3 separate regions of the Mus musculus genome follow, and all the other regions are linked to region 3. Evidence: chromatin loops called from intact Hi-C (ENCODE). Cell type or tissue: left cerebral cortex. All regions are shown on one strand.

Region 1 (8,000 bases), 190 kb after region 3:
TGATTTAATCTTTTTTCCCCCAAATTATCCCAAAATATCTTTGTCAAAAACTTCATGGTATCTAGAGTAGAATTTCTAAGCCATTTTCCTTTGTCTACTTCCCATCTACTACTCCAGCTACAGGAGCGCTGAGTTAGAGTTGCAAAACAACACATCTGCCCATTTATGCGATCTGTGGGGATTAAGTTCAGATTGTCAGGCTTACAATTAGTGCTGGTATTTGATGAACCATTTCCCCAGCCTAGAAATACAGAATGACTAAAAAGTGAGTAGGGATGAAGCATATTTTATTGAAATAATTGTTTAGAATTGCTGAGTACCTTATAAGTTAGACATAAAATTCTAAGATAAATGCAGATATAATGGCTGTATTGCCAAATTATTGGACAATAAAGAAATGTATTTGTTTATCTGATTTATGAGTACACAATGAAGCAGCTATGATAAACAATGGTTTGATCTCTGTTGTTGATGCCTATCATCTGATAGTCTGCCTGAAAGATTGAGCTAAGAATTTGCATGTCAGTGTCTTAAGTCCAGTGATAGGACAAAGGGTTCAATTGAGGCTTTGTTAAATGTTTCCTCTTCCAGGTCCTAAATGAGAGTAGCAGATGAAATCTTGCCTTATCAAAGAAACAATACTAGGGGCTGGAGAGGCAGCTCAGGGACGAGAACTCATTCTGTTCATACACAGAACCTGAGTTGTGTTCCAACAACCCACACAGGCCAGATCACAACCATCTGTAACTCCAATTCCAAGAGATCAGATAGTTTCTTCTGCTCCTCACACACCTACATATGCACAAAGCATATATCCACATGATATATATCAACAAATGCATGTATACATATATAAAATGAGTTGTTCTTGAAATGATAAAGATAGGTTAGAGAAACTGATAAAAGATAAGAAATATCTTAAAAGGAAAAGTCTGGCATTTGCCTCAAATCTGACAGTTTCTCTTGCTAACCTCTAAACCTTTATTCTAACATGACAAAGATTGTAGGATTTCACACTAATCGAGACAAATAGAATTTAGTATACTGAATTATTTAAGTGAAAATAAAATTCAAAAAGTAGTTTTTGAAGCTCATTAGATTTTGAAACACTTATTTTTAATTTTAGTGATGTAAAGATAAGTTCAAATATTTACAAATAAAAATTAAATGAATCATTTTTTTCTCAAGTTATAAAATACTGAATATATGCTTCATTTGTTTTGTGTGAGTGTAGATGACTCTCATGGCTAATACTTATTGCTTTGAAACTGTATATAAGAGATAAGAATAAATTTTAGTGTTTTTGTAAAAATTCAAATCTGCCTTTATGATCTCATTCCATTTCTTCTCGGCTTAATTGAAGTCTTTGGGTCCCTCTTCATCTCCATAATCTGTAAGCTATAGAGAATAACAAATACACAGACGTAGACCTATATTTCTCTGAATTAATACTAAGTAGATCACTTTACCACTTGCTTAATCAACAATTTTGCAGTACTGCCTACTGTACTATGTAAAAATTATTAGTTCCTTAGTTATGTATGTATGTGTGTGTATGTATGTGTGTGGTGGGGTGTGTCTGTGTGTGGACTTTATGGGTCAATTTATTTTTATAGATGTTTTCATATGTGTATAGCCCACACTACATTCCTCATCTCTACTTTTGTTTTTCTTTTCTGTTTTTTGTTTGTTTGCTTATATGATTGTTTGTTAGCTTTTTGGGTCCTAATTATTCTACCCTTTAATACAGTTCCTCACATTGTGATGACCCCCAACTATAAGTTTTTCTGCTTACTCCTTCATAGCTGTATTTTTGTTTATTATGAACACTATTATGAACATTTTTGGAAACAGAGGTTGGACAAAGGGGCATCTACCCACACAATGAGTACCTCTGGTCCAGAGATTAGTAAAATGGAATACTACTCAGTTATTAAAAAAATGAATTTATGAAATTCCTAGGCAAATGGATGGACCTGGAGGGTATCATCCTGAGTGACGTAACCCAATCACAAAGGAACTTTCACAATATGTACTCACTGATAAGTGGATATTAGCCCAGAAACTTAGGATACCCAAGATATAAGATACAACTTGCCAAACACATGAAATTCAAGAAGAACGAAGACCAAAGTGTGGACATTTTACCCTTTCTTAGAAATGGGAACAAAACACCCATAGAAGGAGTTACAGAGACAAAATTTGGAGCTGTGACGAAAGGATGGACCATCTAGTGATTGCCATATGCAGGGATCCATCCTATAATCAGCTTCCAAATGCTGACACTATTGCATACACTAGCAAGATTTTGCTGAAAGGACCCAGATATGGCTCTCTCTTGTGAGACTATGCCGGGGCCTAGCAAACACAGAAGTAGATGATCACAGTCAACTATTGGATGGGTCACATGGCCCCCAATGGAGGAGCTAGAGAAATTACCCAAGGAGCTAAAGGGAACTGCAACCCTATAGGTAGAACAACAATATGAACTAACCAGTACCCCGGAGCTCTTGTCTCTAGCTGCATATGTATCAAAAGATGGCCTAGTCGGCCATCACTGCAAAGAGAGGCCCATTGGACTTGCAAACTTTATATGCCCCAGTACAGGGGAACGCCAGGGCCAAAAAGGGGCAGTGGGTGGGTAGGGGATGGGGGGGTGGGTATGGGGGACCTTTGGGATAGCATTGAAAATGTAAATGAGGAAAATACCTAATTAAAAAAAAAGAAAGCAGCAAAGAGACAGAAAAGGTGAAGCAATATTTTCTTTCTTTTTTTTTTAGTATTTAAAGCAAAATTTAAATTTAAATTTATGTTGATCATATTTTTCCTCTTCCAAATTCTTGTTTAATCTCTCCAATTTCCTAGCCATTCAATTTTCAAGTTCTTTCTAAAATAAATAAATAAATAAATAAATAAATAAATAAATAAATAAATATCCAATACAAGAACACAAACACCCCCAACCAAGAAAATAAAAACCCCCTCCGAAAAACCCCCACACAATTGTAAACAAATAAGATTACATGCAAAAATAACAGTGAAGTCTAGTATATGTTATATATACATGATTTCTGTCCTAGAGTGATTGGTATTAGAGAAAACAAATTTTCTCTCTCTGAGCAGGTAAAAGTGACAGTTAAATGGTTAACCTTTACCTTAGTGGCTAAGTTTTATTCATTCATTTATTCATTCATTTACTCATTCATTTTTGAAGTATAAGGAAATTAAATACAGTAAGGTAAAACAAAAACTATCGCTAGGGGTCATTTTATCGCTACTTTCTCTTCTTTAAGTCGGGATTATTTGGTTTTATCTTAGGTCCCTAGTCAACATAGTCTCAAGTTCCTTTTCCCTCAAGCAATGTTGGGTATGGGTTTCATATAATGGAGTGAGTGGCCTTCAATGAAATCAGTTATTGGTGGGTTACTCCCACAAGCCCTGTGCCACATTGCCCTGGTGGATTCTGCAGCTAGTACACCATTGTAGATGAAAGTGTTGCTGGCCATGCCTAGCTTTTTGTGTGGGTGCTGAGGATATGGATGTTAAGTTCTCATCCTTTTATAACTACCAGATTACGGACAGAACAAGTTTGAGTATCACAGATGCACAGCAACACATGTATATTTTTGCCTGAATATTTGGGATCCTAACTCAAGATCCCAGGCTTGTATGGGAAGCACTTTACTCAGTGACCTATCATTTAGCTAGCATCAAAGGTTGTAATATGACTTAGTTACTGGCAAAAATCTTGGCTGTTCCTACAATTCCTGCTTTCAAGTACACCCCCAAATATCTTCTAACTTAATTATTATTAGTTATTCAAAATCGTAAACTTAATGTGTTCAGCAACAACATTCCAATCTTCCATTCGAAGCCTGCTCATTCTTATCTGGAATGAGTCATGGCATCCTTATTCAGCTATTTCTCGGGTATATTTTGGTGTTTTCTTGTGTTCTGTTCCCCTCTTTATTTCTTCTCTAATCCATTAGCATTCCTATTGCCTGTACCTTACTAACATGTCTAGAACTCAAATCACTAAGTGGTAATCTTCTTTAAGGGCACAATTTTCTCTTGTCCATATCAATAGATTTCAAGGATATTTTTACTGTTTCTACCAAACGGTTCTTTGCTTTCTGTTTCTCACCGGGATTCCTTAAAAGACGAGACCTGAGGTGATATATTTATTTTTGGAGAATTTTTAATTGGTTTACATGACTGGATTCTGGGTAGGTCAGCAGTGGCAGTCTGCAGAGAAGAGAACACTCTATCTGCTCAGTCCAAAGAATGGGCAGCTTCACATCCAGGGGAACCAAAGGTGCACCTCAGCCTATGGCCTTCAGCCTGGAATCTCCAAAGAGTCCCAGTGAATTCACATTGAGCAATATAAAACACCTGTAGTCTTATACCTTAGGTGTTACCAGCAGCAACAGTTACATTGGCTCAGGAAGGACTTGTATTGCATACCTGCTTTCTCGTTCCCTTTAAGTCGGCCCTTGCTTCCCCAGCTTGTCAGATGTTATGACCCACACTCATCACATCCCTTTCCCTGATATGTTATGCTTAGTATGAATCCTCACCAGAGGTCCACTCACAGATACATGCAACAGTACGCTGCATTAATTCTCTGAGCATTTCTCAGTCCAGTCAAGTTGACAGTGAAGGTTAAACATCATACTTCTATATACTTCCCTCCCACACAAAAACGATAGCTTTAATCATTTCTTATTTCAGCTAAAAGAAATTGTCACAAAATTAGTGGCTCAAAACGTTTATTATCCTATCGTCCCATAAATGTTTGAGCACAGGGTGATTTAGTTGATTTTGTGTTTAAGTAAAACGCTAGAGGGCAGCAGAACGGAATGCTTTTCTGGAAGTTCTAAGGAAATAGGACTCTCTGGTCATCAGTGCTATTCAAGCATCTCAGTGTAGGTTGGAGACTCCAGGTTTTCATTGTGGCCTTTGGCTAAGTATGGTTCTCAATTTGTAGAAGTCCTCCATATTTCTCTTACTTGCCCATTTATAGCCAGGAATGTGTGGGGCCTGGTTTTCTCAATTTACCTTTGCTTTGCCTCTATTGTATTTTACCTGTCTGAACAAAATGGAGACATTTCCCTAGTTATATCATCCTGCTGTATAATAAACCCATGATGATCTTCCTCTCCCAAGACCCATGACCTTAAATATCTTTTCAAATTGCTTCCACAGATGTACCTGGGTTACTGAATTATTGAATAACCAAGGGAAGAGATCTTAGGAAGCAGCTTTAGAACCCTGCCTCTGAGAGCAGCCTGCTTTCCCAAAGACTCTGCTACACATAAAATAAATGAAGTTCTAGTCCATTCTCCATTGCATAATGGTTTCTTAGTTTATGCAAAGTAGACACCAGATTACTTATATAGGTCTACAGAACCTAGTGCAATCCCTTTTCCATTACCTAGGATTTTATTTCTTATAACCCCCATTCATGTTTCCACTGATTTTTAAAATACTCCTTTTAAAAGATTTTAAAATATTCAATTATTCATCTACTTCTGACTTTAAAATAATGGGTATAGTTCATTTTTCTTCACCATTGTTTCTCTATATTAGTGTTTATTATAGACAGGATAATCCTTTCTTGTGTAGTTTTTATATATTATCAAATGTTAAGCATACTTCTGGTTTCTATTCATTAGATGAATTCATTCATTTTCTGATATATCTACATATTACCCAGTGCATCTTTGTTAACACAATTTCCACTAGTTACAATGACAAAACTTCATGGTGGCTAATAACAAAGTCACCTAGCCACTAGTTGCAGAAACCAGCACCGTTAAACTTCCAATTTCAGGATTTCAGGAATTGAGGGATTCTTTTTATTCCCCCAGATAGTATATAAACAAGTTACTTTGTAAAGATAAAAAGGAAATGACAATAATTTCAATACAAATTTGCAACCTTGACTCAAAACATTGATCACACATAAGCTTAAGAAAAGAATGTACAATAAAAACAAAAACAATGTATTATAATTAGACACATGGCTGAGGCAACTATCAGAAGAGAAGAGCAGAAAGGAGCTGGTTAATACTGTACAAATTCTACCATCAGTCTTCTTCATACTTGCGTAGCAATTATTAATAGTCCACCACCTAGTTGTAGGAAATACATTTTCAATAAACTGAGACTGTGTGTTTAAGAAGCATCTACTAAATATTAAACTTCATTTTGACTAGGTTTTAAATAAGAGCTTAGTACATGTCCTTTGGCAGTCAGCATATGGTTAGTTACTCTTGATTTGAGAGAACTGAAAGACCTGGGGAAACAACATTTAATAAATGAGTTCAAGTGATTTCAATTTGTTGTAGTGGAAATTTTCTGGATGATGTAATAGTCCCATGTTAGTTCTGATTTCTGGACAGAAACAAAAGTGTCAGTTCAAAACCAAAAACGTAGGCAAGAGAAAAAAATCTAGCAACAGCTGGGCAAGAAGGAAAACCACAGCCTTCCTCAGAGTGACCAGCTTCGTGACTGCCAAATTTAACTCCAAATACAAGAGATTATGATTTAAGTTTACCTGAGAATTTAGGCATCACCAAAAATACAAAGTGACAATGATATTATACCAACTGCAGATAAAAAAGTTCAATATGAAGTCAATATATTTCAAAATTAATTATATAATTAACATATAACAACAGGATCAGTATATCTTCAATATTGTTAGAGTTGATATTTCTTGTGAAGCAAATTAAAGTGTATCTTATTTGTTGCAGTTCATATTTATGGGTAGCCCGATTTATGTTTAAAAAGTCTTCCTTTGTCAACAGTTATTTTGTCATTCAACCATTTGCTGAGAGTCTGCTCGGCAATAGCAAACACAGGAGATCCAATGCCTTAGGCCACCGATTTGTGTTCTATTTGAATAAGAAAGTAAATAGAAACACAAACAAGTATGAAAAAATAAAATGTGAGTTAATGATAGTAATAAACATGCAATGATAGGTCTCAGGGTTAACAACTTGCGTGGCTAGAAAGGCTCCTAAAAACGTGAGAGACACAAAGCTAATAAGATGTAAAAGGAAAGAAGATCTTTGAAAGTCCAAGGAATGTAAACATCTGCTATCATATTAAAACCCTCTGCTACCTTTTTGGGATTGTGAATTAATTTCTTGTAGAAGCACTTTTGGGAGCCGCCTATCAGACATCCCATGTACCTATATTACTATTGGTAACAGTAGCAAAATTACAGTTACTAACTCATAGCAGGATACTTTTTGTGGTGTTGGTTATCACAACATGAGGAACTGTACTAAATGCCTCTACCACTAGGAAGGTTGAGAATCACTGTGCTAGGGAAAACTTAGGTTGGAATACTGTAAAAACTAGAAGTGATGGAGAATTTCCAGATGTTGCCTATCTGTCACCTGATGCGCTAAAAGCAAATAACAACTTTCTAAGTGTATAAGTCCTCATCTTCTGCATGATTATAGTAAATTTGGGTGTATACAGATTGCCTCTCCAATCCTCATTCGTAAAATACCATGGATCTTAATAAACTTCCTTATTGCACTAGATATAGGTGTTAACCTCTGAAAATCATCATCAACCTCGAAATTTTAAGTTATTTGTATTATCAGATTCCTTTCTAATTTTCTTATCTAAATGAACTACTTTTTATTCAGAGAGTGAAATTTTTCTGCATAACTAGGGAGGGCTGGTGAGATAACACTTCACTATGAGCCTAGATTGGTCTCAAATTTCCAGTCCTTCTGCCTCAAACTCCTAGGTCCTGGGATCATGGACCTGCACTAATTTTGTTTGTTTAATTTATTTATTTTTAACCACTGCTGTGATTTTTTTCCATCCAAATCTTCCAATCGCTGCCCCCCTCTTGTTCCCCCACAGAGTCCTTCCTCCCAAACCCCTCTGCTTCTCCTCTGAGAGGTGCTCCCCTACCCCTGGGTATCCTTTCACCCTGGAACATCAAGTCTCAGCATGGTTATGTGCAACCTTTG
Region 2 (8,000 bases), 900 kb after region 3:
AGCAGATACATACACACATATACACACACACATGCAGAGAGAGAGACAGAGAGAGAGAGACAGAGACAGAGAGAGAGAGAGAAAATAACTTAAGTGGACAAAGAGAAAGATCAACTTGCAAAAGCCATCAATAGCATTAGACATCTCTATTGGTCTAGAATACCCCGTCAGAGTTGTTCCAGCTAGGTAGAGATGGCCATCCTAGGTACTGGATGTGGCCATCTTCCAAAAAGAAAGTTCCTTTTGATCTGAGGCAGCCTTGGGCAAGTTGGGTCATCAACCCTAGGGATTGGCTGAACACTAAGCCTGTCTGCTGACAACCCCCGGACACCAAGTCCCTACTTGAGTTTATGTAGAAGGTGCACCTACCTAAAGCCTATCACAGACATTACCTGCCCTTTGGACAAAATAAGGTCAGAGAAACCTTATTTCACAGGATATACTGTCTTAAACAATTCTCCCGATCCCTGGCCTTGGGGAGTTTAAAGTCTAGTAGGCAAGTCAGCTCATAAATCATGATGATGATGTGAAGAGCAAAACAATACATAAAGAAAGAAACAGACATACCCAGTGGGGGTGTTGTGGGAACCTGAGAACACCCAGAAGACCTGGCTGCCTCAGCTTAGGGAAGTCTCCGTAGACAGGGGAGACTTCCCTAGCCACAGAGCCTCCTGTTAGACCAGTGGTTCCCAGCCTTCCTAATGCTGCTACCCTTTAATATAGTTGTGGTGACTCCCAACCACAAAATTATGTCATTGCTACTTCATAACTGTAACTTTGCTACAGTTACAAATCATAATGGAAATATCTGTTTCCAGATGGTCTTAGGCAATACCTGGGAAAGGTCTTTCCACCCCCTAGGGGGTTCCGACCCACAGTGGAGAGCCACCATATTGGAGGACTCTGCTCCCTTTTGTCTTCCAGTCTGCATTTCCTCGTTGCTTTAGTCTCTCCCTCCCTGCCAATATCTTTTGTAGGGACATAATCCTCTTCATTTCTCTTCTCACTTATTCAGCCGTTTTCCTGATTTGCTTTACCGTCTCCAGAGCAATTTCTCTCCATCTAAAGAGCTAGTCCCTCAGCCCGTTGTAAGTTAAGCTTTAAAACCTAATTGTTGTGCGACATTTTTGCACATTGACTGTGATTGCACACCTGGCAAATGGCATTTTCAAGGGATCTGTAGACTTAATGGGTTCAGGTTTCAAATATGTACATAATTAAATTTCTGATCTTAATAAAAAGACATTACAGGCTACATGCTAAGTAGAAACGAAACCGTGGAGAGGGCGGGGGGAGTGGGGACCAGAGTCAGCTAAGAAATGTTTTCTGGTGAGATTTCTAACAGGTTTTACTGCTAGCCCTCAAAGGTTATGTTACAAAATTTACAAAGGGACTATCCTCCAAAGATGCGATATTTGAGACTTAAAGTGTTGTGGCCTGAAATTCACAGAGCAAACGGAAAAACGGTTTATGGCGTGCTGACTTCATGACTGGAGGGAAGTAACACGGTGCACTGACAATAATTGGAGGATTGTAAGCCTCCTCCAAGCGCCTGGCAGCCTTCCATGGCTCTCAAGCCTCCAACCCTGGGAGGAGAAGATCAGTGATAATCTGGGCGTGCCCAGCCACAGCCTCTTCCCGGGGGAGCTTCCCACACACGGAGAGAGCAAGTGGGAACAAACTTCAGCCCCCAGCACATCACCAAGGAACGCTTTCAAGCCGGGCGCATTGACAGCACACTGGAGGCATAGTTTTGGCATGTGAAAAATGGAAAGTTCCCGAAGCGCTGCCGTCTCTGCCAAGAAAAGCCTGTGCAGTCAGGGTTATGGGCTTCTGAGCCCAGGGGGCGTCACAAGATGGGTGGGGAGGTTATCAAGATCCAACAATTAATGCTGCCTCCAGTACCTCCTCGCCTCTGAAACGGGGCGAGCCCCATCAGCCTTTGATGCTCTTTGAGAATCTGGAAGCCAAGGCATTCACTCAGGGATGCAGAGTGATCTCTGCTGCTCAGCCACCTGCAGCGCTTGGGAGCCGCCCCGGGAAAAGATTCATCCTGTCAGTGGCAAGACAGCTTCCGACTGGTTTAACCTTTGGGATGGAATCCCTTGGCTCTGGAGATGAAATGGAGCCTAAGCACACGGCCCAAAGGGGTGCCAGAGCTCTGTAAATCTGAGAATTACTCCTGGTAGTGAGAGGAGGAAGCAGATCATTAAGTTTCCGGGGTTCTGGCATGGATCCCTGCTGCCTCTGAGCTAAAAGTCACGCTGAGTGCCCCTGTGAAGAGAGCCATGGTACACCAGAAACCAAAAGCAGATCTCAAGCCCGAGTCCCGACGGCTGTTCCGGGAACAGAGACTGACTGGATAGGTGCCTGGCTTCCTGCCTAGGTTATGAGGAACCTATGGGAAGGGGCAGCTTCTCCCCACCCAGTCACCAGAACCCGAGATGCTCTCATTGTGCTACAACTCTAAACTCGTTTTCGTTGTTTGAGAATAAGCTAGTTATTCAGTTATACACTGTGCCTGTTGTGAGTTTTTCACATGTGACCTTCCAGTCAGCCTTCAGTTGGGTACGTGTCCTGTGTCGGGTGGTAGGAGAAGATTTTTAAAAAACCAAATTATTAGACATAAAATTACCAAATAATAAATAAAGGTTTAAAAGAAGAATGTGGGACTAAGGTTAAAGTAATACACACACGGAAGATTAGTTTGTATTTAAAGTGCTTTTCTTGTAAAGAATCCGGAGGAATTACTGTGTTCAGCATGTCAGTGCTCATGGTGGGACTTTGAGGGGAAACAGTTGGCAAGAATTCTAAGAGAGGGAAAATAACAGCCACTGTGTATCAAATGGTGAGTCCGTGCTTGTTAATGACACAGTAAGTGGCTTACTTATTCTTTTTCTTCAATGAAATAACAGCAGTTATCTTCAAGTGCAGAAACCATGCACAGAGGAGTTAAATGACCTGGTCAAGGACACACAGCAGAGACCTAGATGTTGCAGTTTTGTCGTCCCCTACAGGCAACTATGTGCACTTCCTCATCTCTTCTCGCTGCAGTTTAAGGAGCAGATTTTTTTAAGTTACTAAGCTATTGGTTGAAAACCTCTCCATAGGACATGTTTATGGATTATCGGTTGCCAAGGCAACCAGGACTCTGTATTCTCAGCTCTGCCTTCCAGGGCAAAGGCAGTGTGCTCTTTTCTTCCCCTTGATTATCCCTTACTGATTTCTCTCACTTCTCTCTCCTCTGTTAAGTGGTTAGACTCTTCAGGGATGTTTGAGTTTTTGCATCCCTACCACAGATGGCTGTACCATGTATGCTATATGTATTCAATGAATATTTAAATGATTGGAAAAAGATGAACCAGAGAATTGGGTATAAAGCAGGAAAAAAAACCAAGAACTAAACGGAATCAAATGCAAGAAGTAAGACTGCATTTATTGAGTACTTACCATGTGCAAAGTGTCGTGATTTCTTTAGTTCAGAAATTATTTAGCATGATCTGCTTACCCTTAGAATAAACTTGTAAAATAATGCCGTAACATTTTCCTCTCATTTATAGACAAGGGGATTAAGATGGGATGGGTTAAGCAGATTGCCTGGCTCACACGGAGACTAAAGCATAGCACGGAATCTGAAACTAGGTGTTCTGGCTCCCAAGGCCAGGCTTTTTCAGTCTCTGTCTTTCAGACTCTTTTAAAGATCATCTGTCTTGTTAAATGCTTCCTCTAAGTTCAAAGCAATCTCCTCCTGAGTCGCAGCAGACCTTCACTCTGAAGTTCCATAAGGACAACCTCGAAATGCTAATCCTATTAGAATCTAGCAGAGTCTCTGAAGTCTGTGGTTGCTCTGGCTTGCCCCTTGAGTGTCCCTCAAAGGCTTTGCTGCCAACCTGGGACGCGACTAGGAGATGGTGAGACCTTGAGCAGGGTAAGACCTGTGGGAGAAAGTGTGGCTGCTGTCAGCGTCCTCTGGTGGGGAAATTGAGGATTGCAGTCTCTTCCTCTTGATAACAGCTTCCAGGAGGTGAGCAGCTTAAAGCCACACGGTCCCATTATGAAGCTACGTCTCCTCACAGGCCTAAAGCAACAAAGACACCTGAATGTGCAATGACACTGCTGGAATCGTGAGTCCAAGTAAACATCTCCTCCTGTTAGGCTGGCAATCTCAGCTTTTTGTGATAGCCATGGAAAGTTAACTAGAACAGTGAAGAAAATATGAATTAGTAGCTAGCTGATACCTACACGGATGGTAGTTAGATGGATAAATTGATGGTTAGGTGGATTCATTAATACCTTGCTTATCTTGATAATAAAGCAAGGATAATGGCAAGAGCAGAGATGAAACATTTACTCGTACAGCAAAGAAGTTATTCTATTTGCTCAAATCGAAGCATAGCATTTTCAAATTTAATTGGTTTTATAGTAAGCATAGAAGTAAAATTTATTTTCATCTTCATATGCCTTGAAATGTAATTAAATAGTTTTAAAGATATTTAAAGTACATATTTAGCCACTTAAAATGGAACGACGATTGGGTTTAACAATGAAAGCCAACATTTTCATGCAGTAGGTTGTCCAAAGAATTTATTGAGAGAGAAAATTGAAGATACATCAAAATATCCCGTAATGTGCTCTGCCCTGCATGTTTGTTCTGCCTTTTTGTCCTTTCTGTAACACTTGAGTGCAGCAATTATGGACTAGGAATGACGAGCTTGAAACATTGACTGGAGAACAGATCTGTAATCTGGTGACAGGTGAGTGTGCAAAAGGCAGTGCCCCTAATGTTTTGTAGAATGCTAGGAGAAACATTTACATTAATTTGTAAATGGGCATATGCACAAATGTAATTTGTCTCACAAATTACATGACAGTCCTCCGCAATAACCACAATATAGCTCCATAATTCCATATCTGAAGCATTATGGACTACGTGTGCTCCAAATTGAGAAATATCAGGACATTGGTAATACATGCTATGGGTAGCATCTGGAACAGCACTCATCTTTAACATTAATGTTCCACTCGTGAAAACAGGAGCAGAGTCACACTAAATGAAGTAAATACATTCCATGCAGTTTTGCATCATTTCAGGTGTGATTTGGCTGCTGAATGGCTTTGTCTCAAACTTATTAGCAACCGAATATCCAAACCTCTTGTCTTCAGAATTGCGGGTGAAGGTGGGGGTGGGGGTGGGGGTGGGGGTGGGGGTGGGTGTTCTATTTCTTGATTTTTTTTTTTGCATGCATCATTAAACCTGGGAAACTGTACGGAAACAGGCACATATCAAACCGCATAGAGGAGCTAGCACACATTCATTCATCCGTTTGTTTGCCCTTAATTCGACCAGTGTGACACAAGCTACAGAAAACAAGCCAGTTAGACTTGGCGATGCATTTTTGATATGAAGCTGATGAGTCTGAACCTGGGGGAAATCTGTTTCTAAAAGGCCTGCCCATCTTTTCTCCTTGGGACAGAGCTCTTCTTGCTGATACTGGCCCTGTACACGCAGCGTATTTGCTCTCAACAGAGTCCTAGCGTTGGGTGAGCACCGAAAAGAAGCAATTCCGTGGGGTCTGAGCAGAATTCTATTTACTCTAAGGGGCTTTCAATGAGCCAGATGAGTAGCTTTTCTGAGGTTTAAAGAAAGGAATGGGGCGGTGGGGGCAGGGGGAGAAACAGTGAAAATTGAAGATAGTGCCACAGGACAGTGCTTGGGGAGAGCGAGAGGCAGGAGCCACAGTTGACAAATGCGTCCTAGATACAGGTTGGGAAACTGCTTTGTCACTTTCTTTCCCGGCCTCTAATTCCCTCTCGTCATTGAACTAAAAGAGTAGGTGTGCCAGACTGAGAGGACAGGCTTGCCCTCTCTCAGGTCACATCGATTTTCCCACTCCATAATGGGTCATGCACCAGGCTGCTTAACAGGGAAACTTTGCGCCCAGGACCCAGGGCGATGGAAGAAGGTAGGCAGGGTCCTGGGCAAGCCTGGAAAGAGAAGTTTAAAGCAGCGAGAGCCTTGGTGCCTACAGGGTGAGATGATAAATCATGTCAGCAAGGCTAGATCCAAAGAGGAGACAGAAATATCACAGGGGAAGGAGTGATTCGTCTTGTGGGGAGACGGCCTCCACAGCATTCGGAAGGCTAGGTTTTGTAATCCCACAGCCCACGCAGGGCAGGAGCTCAGTGAGCAAGGACAGTACCTCCTGGGAGTACTGAACTGAGAGGCTGAGTGAAAAGGAACTTCAGAGCCGACCCTGAAGAAGCAGGTAAGAGCAATCTGCGTATGGCCAGGCCTGGCCACTCAGTCCCCGCCTCCCGACACATACACACAGCTGGCCAGCACAGCCACCAGGTACTGGTCAAGGGACCTGACCTTCTGGTTCTATGGCAATCCTCGTGGGCTGGCTTCTGGCCCAGGTGCCCATGGAGTAAAGCTTCCCCAATAGCTACAGTTTCTGTACTAAACTTGCTGCTTCTCCTGGGGTACCTGTGATTAAAAAAAAAAAAAAAAAAAAAAAAAAAAAAAAAAAAAGGCAAGCCTGTTGCTAGGGCAATAGCATACAACACAATCTTCCCTCGACCCAGAAAAACCTCTCCACAAAGATAGCGGAGACAGAAACAAATCAGTTTAATTGGAGAATAAACATGAAGTCAGGCCGTGGCACACACGAGGTGGTGGGCAGTTCAGTAAGAAGAGGTAAAGCCAATCACATACCGCCTGTTACACAGGTCTCAAAATTAACCACTGGCCCTCAAGTCAGAGGACTCAACTGTACCGGGTAACAGCTGGTAACTGTTGCTTTGTTGGGTTCAAGCAGAAGAAAAGACAACCTTTATCTGGCAGGTGACAGTTCTGGAGTTTGGAGCTATGTGCTGCTGAAGTGAGGCTCCTATGGCCTTGCAGAGACAGCAAGGGTGAGAATGGGTGCCATCTCCTTTGATGTGCCTGAGTTTCAAAGAAATGAAGCCCAGGTCCTGGAGAAAGACACTCCCCAGTCATCAGACTCACAAAAGACCTGTTTAGTTTCAAAGGATGCTCAGACATTTCAGGTAAAGAAAAGAATATTTATAATTATAGGCTTCTAACATAAATGGTCTAGGATAAAGGGGAGGGGAGGGACTCTCATCGCTTATTTTTAACAGGGAGAGTTTATGCTATCTTTTTTAATTTTCAACTGTCTTTGTAATCCTACTGCTAGGTATTGTTATTTGTTGTTGTTTTGGGGTTGGGGGGCGATCATTCTCTGGTAGATTCTAATAGGCTACTCAAAATAGTGATTTTTGTTTTTGAACATGGAAACCAACTGTGAGCTTTGTGGCCTATCCTGGAGATGAATTAAAAGAAGCTCTCAGAATCCAAATCTCTGGAAAGAAGTGGCAGTGGCCTCTACAAAAGGCTCTGGAGGCTGCTGATGCTCCTTCAGGGGAAAAACTCACTGTCTAAATTACAACATCCAACTCCACCCAGTGAGACAGATCAACCCTGCACAAGATGCACAGATATAGATAGTTTGAAGGAATTATTTTCTAGATTCTCACATCTCTTTTCTCATTTTTTTTTAAAAAAGGTCTGTTAGACTATGGCTATGGTCTTCTCCACTACTTCTTTCTCTTCCAAGTGTTCCTGGTCATAGTCTCCTTCTGCATGAATGGGAAGACACAACATGCAGGTCTGTGCTTTCAGGTAGTCAATGTCTTAACCGGATCTACAAGCTTTTACTAAAACTCTCTGCATTCCCAAATAGAAGCACGTATTTCTTCACTACTCAGTCTTAAAGATGGTGCTTTCTCCCCTGGGTGTGTACAGTCCAAATACTCCTAGAAGAAATAACTCTCAAGCGATGGTCCTGGAGCAATGGAGTTTGACAAAGGAGTCCAGGTGACATCTCTTTTTTTTTTTTCCATTTTTTATTAGGTATTTAGCTCATTTACATTTCCAATGCTATACCAAAAGTCCCCCATACCCACCCACCCCCACTCCCCTACCCACCCACTCCACC
Region 3 (8,000 bases):
CAGCTCTTTCCCCTCTGGCAGCAAGTTTCTACTTTGCTCAGTTCAGATTAGGGGTTTTGTTTGTGGTAATGGTGAGGAAGTTTAGCATTGTCCCTGGAGGGGGGTCACTACTTCCTAACTCTGATCTCTGCTTCCTGGAGTGTATAATCACCGTTGTCCCCTTCCTTCACTCCAGCATGTTTTTCTGCTTTTCCTCTTCGTGGGACCCTTCAATTGCCTCGCGAGTTACAGCCGTGCTACCGAGCTTCTGTACAGCCTAAATGAGGGACTGCCCGCCGGAGTGCTCATAGGCAGCCTGGCGGAGGACCTGAGGCTGCTGCCTCGGGCCTCTGGGAGACAGAACCAGCAGTTGCTGCATCCAGAGCGCACTGCCTCTGAGGGGAACCCCCCTCTCTCTTTCAGCTTGGCCTCCGGGGGACTGAGTGGCCAGTATGTGACCCTAAACAACCGCTCCGGCGAGCTGCACACTTCTGCACAGGAGATCGACAGAGAAGCATTGTGCCTGGATGGGGGCGGTGGGGCTGCCTGGGCCGGCAGTACCTCCATTGCCTCCTCTCCTTCTTCTGACTCTTGCCTTTTGCTTCTGGACGTGCTGGTCCTGCCTCAGGAATATTTTCGGTTTGTGAAGGTGAAAATTGCCATCAGGGATATCAATGACAATGCTCCGCAGTTCCCCATTTCTGAAATCTCTGTTTGGGTCCCAGAAAATTCACCTGTAAATACCCGATTGGCTATAGAGCATCCTGCTGTGGACCCTGATGTAGGCATTAACGGTGTGCAAACCTATCGCTTACTAGACTACCATGGCATGTTTACCCTGGACGTGGAGGAGAATGAGAACGGGGAGCGCACACCCTACTTGATTGTCATGGGTGCTTTGGACAGAGAAACCCAGGACCAGTATGTGAGCATCATCATAGCTGAGGATGGTGGGTCTCCACCACTGCTGGGCAGTGCCACCCTCACCATTGGCATAAGTGACATTAATGACAATTGTCCTCTCTTTATAGACTCACAAATTAATGTCACCGTTTATGGGAATGCTACAGTGGGCACCCCAGTTGCAACAGTCCAGGCTGTGGATAGAGACTTGGGGACAAATGCACAGATCACTTACAGTTACAGCCAGAAAGTTCCACAGGAAACCAAGGATTTATTCCACCTGGATGAAGTTACTGGAGTCATTAAGCTTTCCAGTAAGATTGGCGGGAGTGTCCTACAGACACATAAGCTCACCATCCTAGCTAATGGACCTGGCTGTATCCCTGCAGTGATCACTGCTCTTGTATCGATCATCAAAGTCGTTTTCAGACCCCCAGAAATCGTCCCACGTTATATCGCAAATGAGGTGGATGGTGTTGTGTACCTGAAAGAACTGGAGCCTGTTAATACTCCAATTGCGTTTTTTACCATCAGAGATCCAGAAGGTAAATACAAGATTAACTGCTTCTTGGATGGTGAAGGGCCATTCAGGCTGGCACCCTACAAGCCGTACAACAATGAATATTTGTTGGAGACCACAAAGCCTATGGACTATGAAGTGCAGTCCTTCTATGAAATAGCTGTAGTGGCCTGGAACTCAGAGGGATTTCATGTCAAGAGAATCATTAAAGTACAACTTTTAGACGACAATGACAATGCCCCTGTTTTCCTTCAGCCCTTGATAGAATTGACCATTGAAGAAAACAACGCACCCAATGCCTTTCTGACAAAGCTCTACGCTACAGATGCTGACAGTGGAGAGATGGGACGAGTTTCCTACTTCTTGGGACCTGATGCTCCGTCATACTTTTCCTTAGACAGTGTCACAGGGATTCTGACAGTTTCTACTCAGCTGGACAGAGAAGAGAAAGAGAAGTACAGGTATACTGTCCGAGCAGTGGACTGTGGGACGCCACCCAGAGAATCAGTGGCTACAGTGGCCCTCACTGTGTTGGATAAAAATGACAACAGTCCGAGGTTCATCAACAAGGACTTCAGCTTTTTTGTCCCAGAAAACTTTCCGGGGTATGGTGAAATTGGAGTCATCAGTGTAACAGATGCCGATGCTGGAAGGAACGGATGGGTAGCCCTGTCCGTAATGAACCAGAGTGACATTTTTGTCATAGACACAGGCAAGGGTATGTTGAGAGCTAAAGTCTCTTTAGACAGAGAACAGCAAAGCTCTTACACTCTGTGGGTGGAGGCTGTTGACGGGGGTGAGCCTGCCCTTTCCTCTACCACAAAAATCACAATTCTTCTTCTGGACATCAACGATAACCCTCCTCTTGTTTTATTCCCTCAATCTAATATGTCTTATTTGCTGGTCCTACCTTCTACTCTCCCTGGCTCACCAGTAACAGAAGTCTATGCGGTTGACAAAGACACAGGCATGAATGCTGTCATAGCTTATAGCATCATAGGGAGAAGAGGTCCCAGGCCTGAGTCTTTCAGAATTGACCCCAAGACTGGCAACATCACTCTGGAGGAAGCCTTGCTTCAGACAGATTATGGGTTGCATCGCTTACTGGTGAAAGTGAGTGATCACGGATACCCTGAGCCTCTCCACTCCACAGTCATGGTGAACTTATTTGTCAATGACACTGTCAGTAACGAGAGCTACATTGAGAGCCTTTTGAGAAAGGAGCCAGAAATTAATATAGAAGAGAAAGAACCACAAATCTCAATAGAGCCAACTCATAGGAAGGTAGAATCTATGTCCTGTATGCCCACATTGGTAGCTCTGTCAGTCATAAGCTTGGGCTCCATCACACTAGTTACAGGGATGGGAATATACATCTGCTTACGGAAAGGTAAAAAGCATCACAGGGAAGATGACAATTTGGAAGTACAGATTCCATTGAAAGGAAAAATTGACTTGTGTATGAGAGAGAGAAAACCAGTGGATATTTCTAACATTTGATATGCCATTGTGGAATAACATGGAGGGACATTGTAACTGCCATAGGTAGTCTTTGTCAAGCAGACAACATTGTGCTGACACAGTTCCACTAAAGGACAATTAATTTATAACTTGTACTATATTGTAAATAGCTGTTTACAGGTTTTTAATGCAAAATCAGAAGTTATAAAATGTGTACAGAATTTTTAAATGAAAATTAGTACTAACAGCTATATCATTGTTATTTATATATATATATAAATACCTATATGTAAAATGTTGGATATAACTGGCAGCTCTAATACACCAAGCAGATGACTGTCAAAACTCAAGACTAAGGTAAGAGAAGTACATTTTTGTTGTTTCTAAAATGTCTTTTCACCACAAGAGGGCACCAGCTTCCCCTTTGCAGGGATCTGTGGCATTGTACATGATAGTTGTTGTACAGGAAATTAAGGAGAGAGTATATTTTAAATATATTGTTTTTAACATTAAATGTAAAATTAAGGTAAACTGAATTCTCTGCTTAAATATATGACAAGAAAGAAAAGAAATCCACTTGCAAACAGAAAATGTATTACCTCATAGGTACACCGATTTTAGTTTGAAAGAGAAGGCATTTTGAAAAGAAGTACAATTATTTAGGGGCAAGCATCAAAACACATTGCCATGTGTTATAAACTTGACCTGCTGAAGAGTGCGATGTTTCGTGTAACGCCTCCTGCTCTCTGTTTGCTTTCCTCCTGCACTTGCTAGAATTAAATGGGGTTAGGAACCATCTGTGTATTCTTCCGTTCGTGAAAAGCATCTAGACATTGTACTCAGTAAAAGATCAAGACACACATCAGTGTCTCAATCTCTACTTGCTTGCTTGGTGTTTATGATATCTTAGTGCACTCTTCGCTGGTCAGCAGCAAGTTTTCCGTGGGTTTTATGTTAGCGTGGGTCCACTTCTGTTCATCTACCCTATAAGAAAAATAAAAGTTGTATTCAGATTGAATTCTTCAAAAGGCTACTGTACGCTGTTGGTTGTTTGAGTTAGGCATTTTATATGAAAGTTACACTTTTTGTAGTTGTTTTGGACGATTAGCTAAAGTTCTGGCTTCCCTATTTGCTTCTGGAATACATCCAAAGTTTTATTTGTAAGCCCATCTGCAGATTATTTTGATGATTTAGTTTTTACCAGTCTTTTGCAATGAAGAAACCTGGTTTGTCGGTGATTTCTATCGCTTCCTTCTTTGCATGAGATGGGGATTTTATTTTATGTAAGAACTGTAGCAAAGTTGTCTGTGTAAACAAGAAATGTGTTAGCTTCAAAGTGAGTCGCTTTACTTATCACCCTCATGTGTCTGTACCATACCAAAATTGTTTATATGTCTGCAAATTAAAAGTTTATATTTTCACATTTTCTTGATTATTTTTACCATTTTATATTTGAACACTGGCTTGTTCTTTCACTGAAGTGCCTGCTATTGGTGTCTGTTTCTAGGATTAAGTGTGAGAAATAGTGGTATTCTGCTATGCTAAAGTTTATATTAAACTAATCCATGACCTAATTAAGCACTGGGTAAATTATTAAGGGTGTGTAAATTGTAGACATATATAGAAGAGAATTTGCTTATATGTTTAAGTTCCTATGAAAATTTGCATTCATGCATGACTATATTCCCATTAGCTAATTATAGACTTAATATCACTGTGAGTGTTCCCTCACATCCCAGCAACCTCTGTGCTTATTGTGTTTCACTAACTTGCAATATTTTAAGATAATAGCACACGATAAAAAAGCTTAAATATAAACACAGGACATATTAGATTTATATTAATTGCTTATTCTTGTTTTCTTCACTTTGATAATATAGATAAATAAATATATAAGGCAACAGAATCTAAGACAAAAAATTCAATATATTTTCATGAATGCTCCTTTTGTATGATAGACACTTGAAATAAAAGACTTATAAGACCATCAAAGCCCATAAACTGTTCATTCACAACTCTTACATAACAAAGAAGCAACACATTTTTTACAGTCAGTTTGTTTAGTTTTTTTTTTTTTAATAAAAGGAGAAGCTACATAAAAGACATGAGGCAGCATTAATAAAATAAATAAATCCTCCACAAGCTTCATGACTTTTAGCATCATTATAAAAAGAGAAAACATTCTATTCATTTCACAATTTGAGCATGGTTCATGTGTTTGGGGGCGGTTTGGTTATTGAACTTCATTTCTTGCATGAGAAATATCAATGACCTTAATAAAATTATGTATTCATAAATAATTTTGTTGTAGGATTTCCTTTGCATATTATTTTGTTCACATTAAAAGCAGACATAGCAGGGAAAGCTAAAGTAAATTAGGCTTAGACATAAAAGCTTCTTTTTCCTGAGACCCTGTGCTACAACTGTTGCCAAAATGTATGCTAATCATGTCAATGTTGTTAGTTAAGCTGGCACCAAGATAACTGTTCCATTCATTAAAAGACCTAATATCCATTTAACAGTTTGAGAGCCAGTGAGTTCCCTTGCCCAATTTAATGATGAAGGGATGTCTCTGATATCTGCCCTGCCAAATACATCTTACACTATGGAGGAAAGGGTTCATTAATTTGAACTTGAAAATATAAAACGAATATAGCAATTTCATCTGGGTAAGTAAATAATTCACATTATCTTTTCAATACTTGATTCATGATCATAAACTTTTTAAAAAGCTATTCATTTTTTTCTGGCAGATACACTTTTATCAAGAACTCAAAACTAGCACACACATACACACAAACACATACACAGAAACATACATATACACAAACACACATACTTACACAAATATACACACACACACAAACACACATACTCACACACAATCAAACATACACAAGCACACATAAACACAAACATGCACATACACAAGCACACACACACACACACACACACCTCTTAAAAAAAACCTAAGAAACTGGCACATTAGTAAAAACCTAATCCCTAGTATTTTAGATGCCAGTCCAGTGTTTTAGAAAATAGCAGGCTTGATTGTACTGTCAGAAAAAGAAGCATTAAGAACAGCATATAAAGTTGACTTAATTGCAATAAGAAGTCTCACAAAGATTCTAATTTTGCACCCCTGGAAGATGTCTATCTTAACAATCAAAAATAAGAAGAAAAAAAAGGGAACAAAAAGAAAGAGAGAGGGAGGGAGAGAGAGAGACAGAGAGAGAGAGAGAGAGAAAGACAGAGACAGAGACAGAGACAGAGACAGAGACAGAGAGATCAAGCAATTCTCCTTGAAGACTAATTTCAGCATATTGACCTTTGGCACAGGAGATAAAATGCAATCAAAAGGTAGCTGTGGAAGGGGGTGTTCTTTGGCTCCATGGGGCAGCCTCAGTTCATGGATACATAGAACACACATACCTGGGGTGCTTTTCTACTGAATTTACACACACAGGGTAAAGCAGTCTGCTATTACAAAATATCCACATTGCTGACGTACATACTCTGCCTATCACGGTGTGGTAACATGCACATGGTGAATAAATATTGACAAGAGAGCTGCCAGGAGTGCAAGAAAGCTTAAAAAGTTACTAAGTAAATTTATTCCTAATGACTGGGAGATGCAGATCTGTCATCTTTTCCCTGGTTATTGTAATGAAAACATCATGTAGATTTTGAGATAGAATATGCTCAAATCAATCTTTAATAATTTTCAAATGTCACATATTTATATATAGTAGTTCTTAATAATTCCACTTTTCTTCTGTAATAAACCCCTAAATTTAAATTATTTCCCATTACATTTATTTTATTTTTAGTGGGGCCATGGTTTACGCATGTGTGGAGGTCAGAAGACAACTTGTACCAGTTTGTCCCAGGGATCAAACCCAGATTGTGAAACGTGTCAAGCCTCTTTACCCCCTGAGCCATCGCACTTAGCCTCTGGATTGCCTTCCTTTAAGAGTATCACACAAAGTATATGAATCTCACTGAACCTAATAGTGTATAAAGTCAGAACACTGTGCTTCTCATTTTTACATATATTTCCCATGCATAATTAACACAGAATTAGCAGTCAAGGATACAGAGTCCCTTACAAATATGCATTATGATGTGGAAGGCCTATAAGAAAACAAAATTTAAAAACCTTCTACCTAATAAAACTTCCTATTTTATGGGTATCATGGAAACAGGACCTACCCTAATCCTAGAAAGTTCCAGAAGACCTAAAAACAGAAGTGATTTCTATTCTGTGTCCCTCTCAAAACTGTCTAATAGTATTTCGAAGTGTCCTCTTAGGCAGCAGGGTGTAGGAAGAGAGAAAGTTATCTGAGAATGACAGAACTATATATGTGAAAGTGATGTGTGAGCATGTGTGTGTGCAGTTACCACCCTTCCAGGCTTCAGAGAAAAAAACAATGAAAGAAATCAAAAAGTGGTTTGCTAAATTAGAATCTTAATTAAAAAAAATTTAAAAGAGCATTTTGATGATGTGTGTAAATTTTGTAGAAAAGTAAATACATATTGGACAAAATATTTAACTAAAAAAATCTTTACACTATAACATATGAAACAGATGTCATAGGAACTGATAAAACTGATGGTAATATAGGAATTTGCATATGATAACAAGCAAGTTGTTTTTGAAATTTACCTTGAGCTTATTTTATTTTATTTTATTTTATTTACAAAACTGAAAAGCATAAGTAATTACATTCACATTAAATCAGCAATGAGAGAGTTGAGGCAGTAGCTGCCATGCCTAATGTTGGCTTTTATGAGAGATGAAATTACAAAGGCATCGATTTCCCCAGTTTATTTCATCTTTATGTCTGTCAATTGTATTCAATTTACCAAACATTACTCAGTGTCCATGTGGTAGATATTTCATTATGAGGATAATGTCGCCAAATATGTCTTATTCTAAACATTTGCTTCTGTATTTGGCATGCAGGCACGATTTAAATGCTCATACACAAAGGTTTCATGCTGGAAACTTGGGGAAAAGATAGTGAGATGTGAATAGATGGTATTCAGGATAACATTGTTTCGGGTAGTTTTTATTTTTTTTTGAAGAATTATCTGTACTTTGTAGTCAATAAGAACATTTTTATGCACAGTTTAA

The links. Peaks named below come from ENCODE experiments on the same cell type or tissue, not always from the same donor. Only the 100,000 strongest peaks of a DNase experiment are listed, where the experiment ranks them.
Region 1: a loop joins it to region 3, with 2.5 times the contacts of the local background. A loop is called at or near these places in 2 of 42 quality-filtered maps.
Region 2: it touches region 3 in a loop (8-fold over the local background); 5 of 42 quality-filtered maps call a loop at or near these places.

Annotation. Positions count from the first base shown.
Region 1 is chr14:88,275,389-88,283,388 of GRCm38, reverse strand. All of the region lies in intron 3 of Gm33203 (a long non-coding RNA gene), which reads left to right. Among named protein-coding and RNA genes, the nearest start is that of Gm33203, 58 kb to the left of the region's middle. In left cerebral cortex, a CTCF peak has its summit at 4,845 (motif pointing right); a DNase peak (open chromatin) is centred at 4,853.
Region 2 is chr14:87,562,330-87,570,329 of GRCm38, reverse strand. No RefSeq gene overlaps it. Among named protein-coding and RNA genes, the nearest start is that of Tdrd3, 150 kb to the right of the region's middle. In left cerebral cortex, CTCF peaks have their summits at 3,017 and 3,972 (motif pointing left); DNase peaks (open chromatin) are centred at 1,630, 1,983, 3,024 and 3,890; H3K4me3 peaks cover 1,093 bases; H3K27ac peaks cover 543 bases.
Region 3 is chr14:88,461,906-88,469,905 of GRCm38, reverse strand. It overlaps Pcdh20 (protocadherin 20), which reads left to right. Exons shown (of 3, transcript NM_178685.5): 3 at 176-5,159. The coding sequence ends at 2,902. Among named protein-coding and RNA genes, the nearest start is that of Pcdh20, 5.5 kb to the left of the region's middle. In left cerebral cortex, CTCF peaks have their summits at 324 and 3,271 (motif pointing right); DNase peaks (open chromatin) are centred at 2,481, 3,266, 3,787, 5,309 and 2 more places; H3K4me3 peaks cover 2,140 bases; H3K27ac peaks cover 1,215 bases.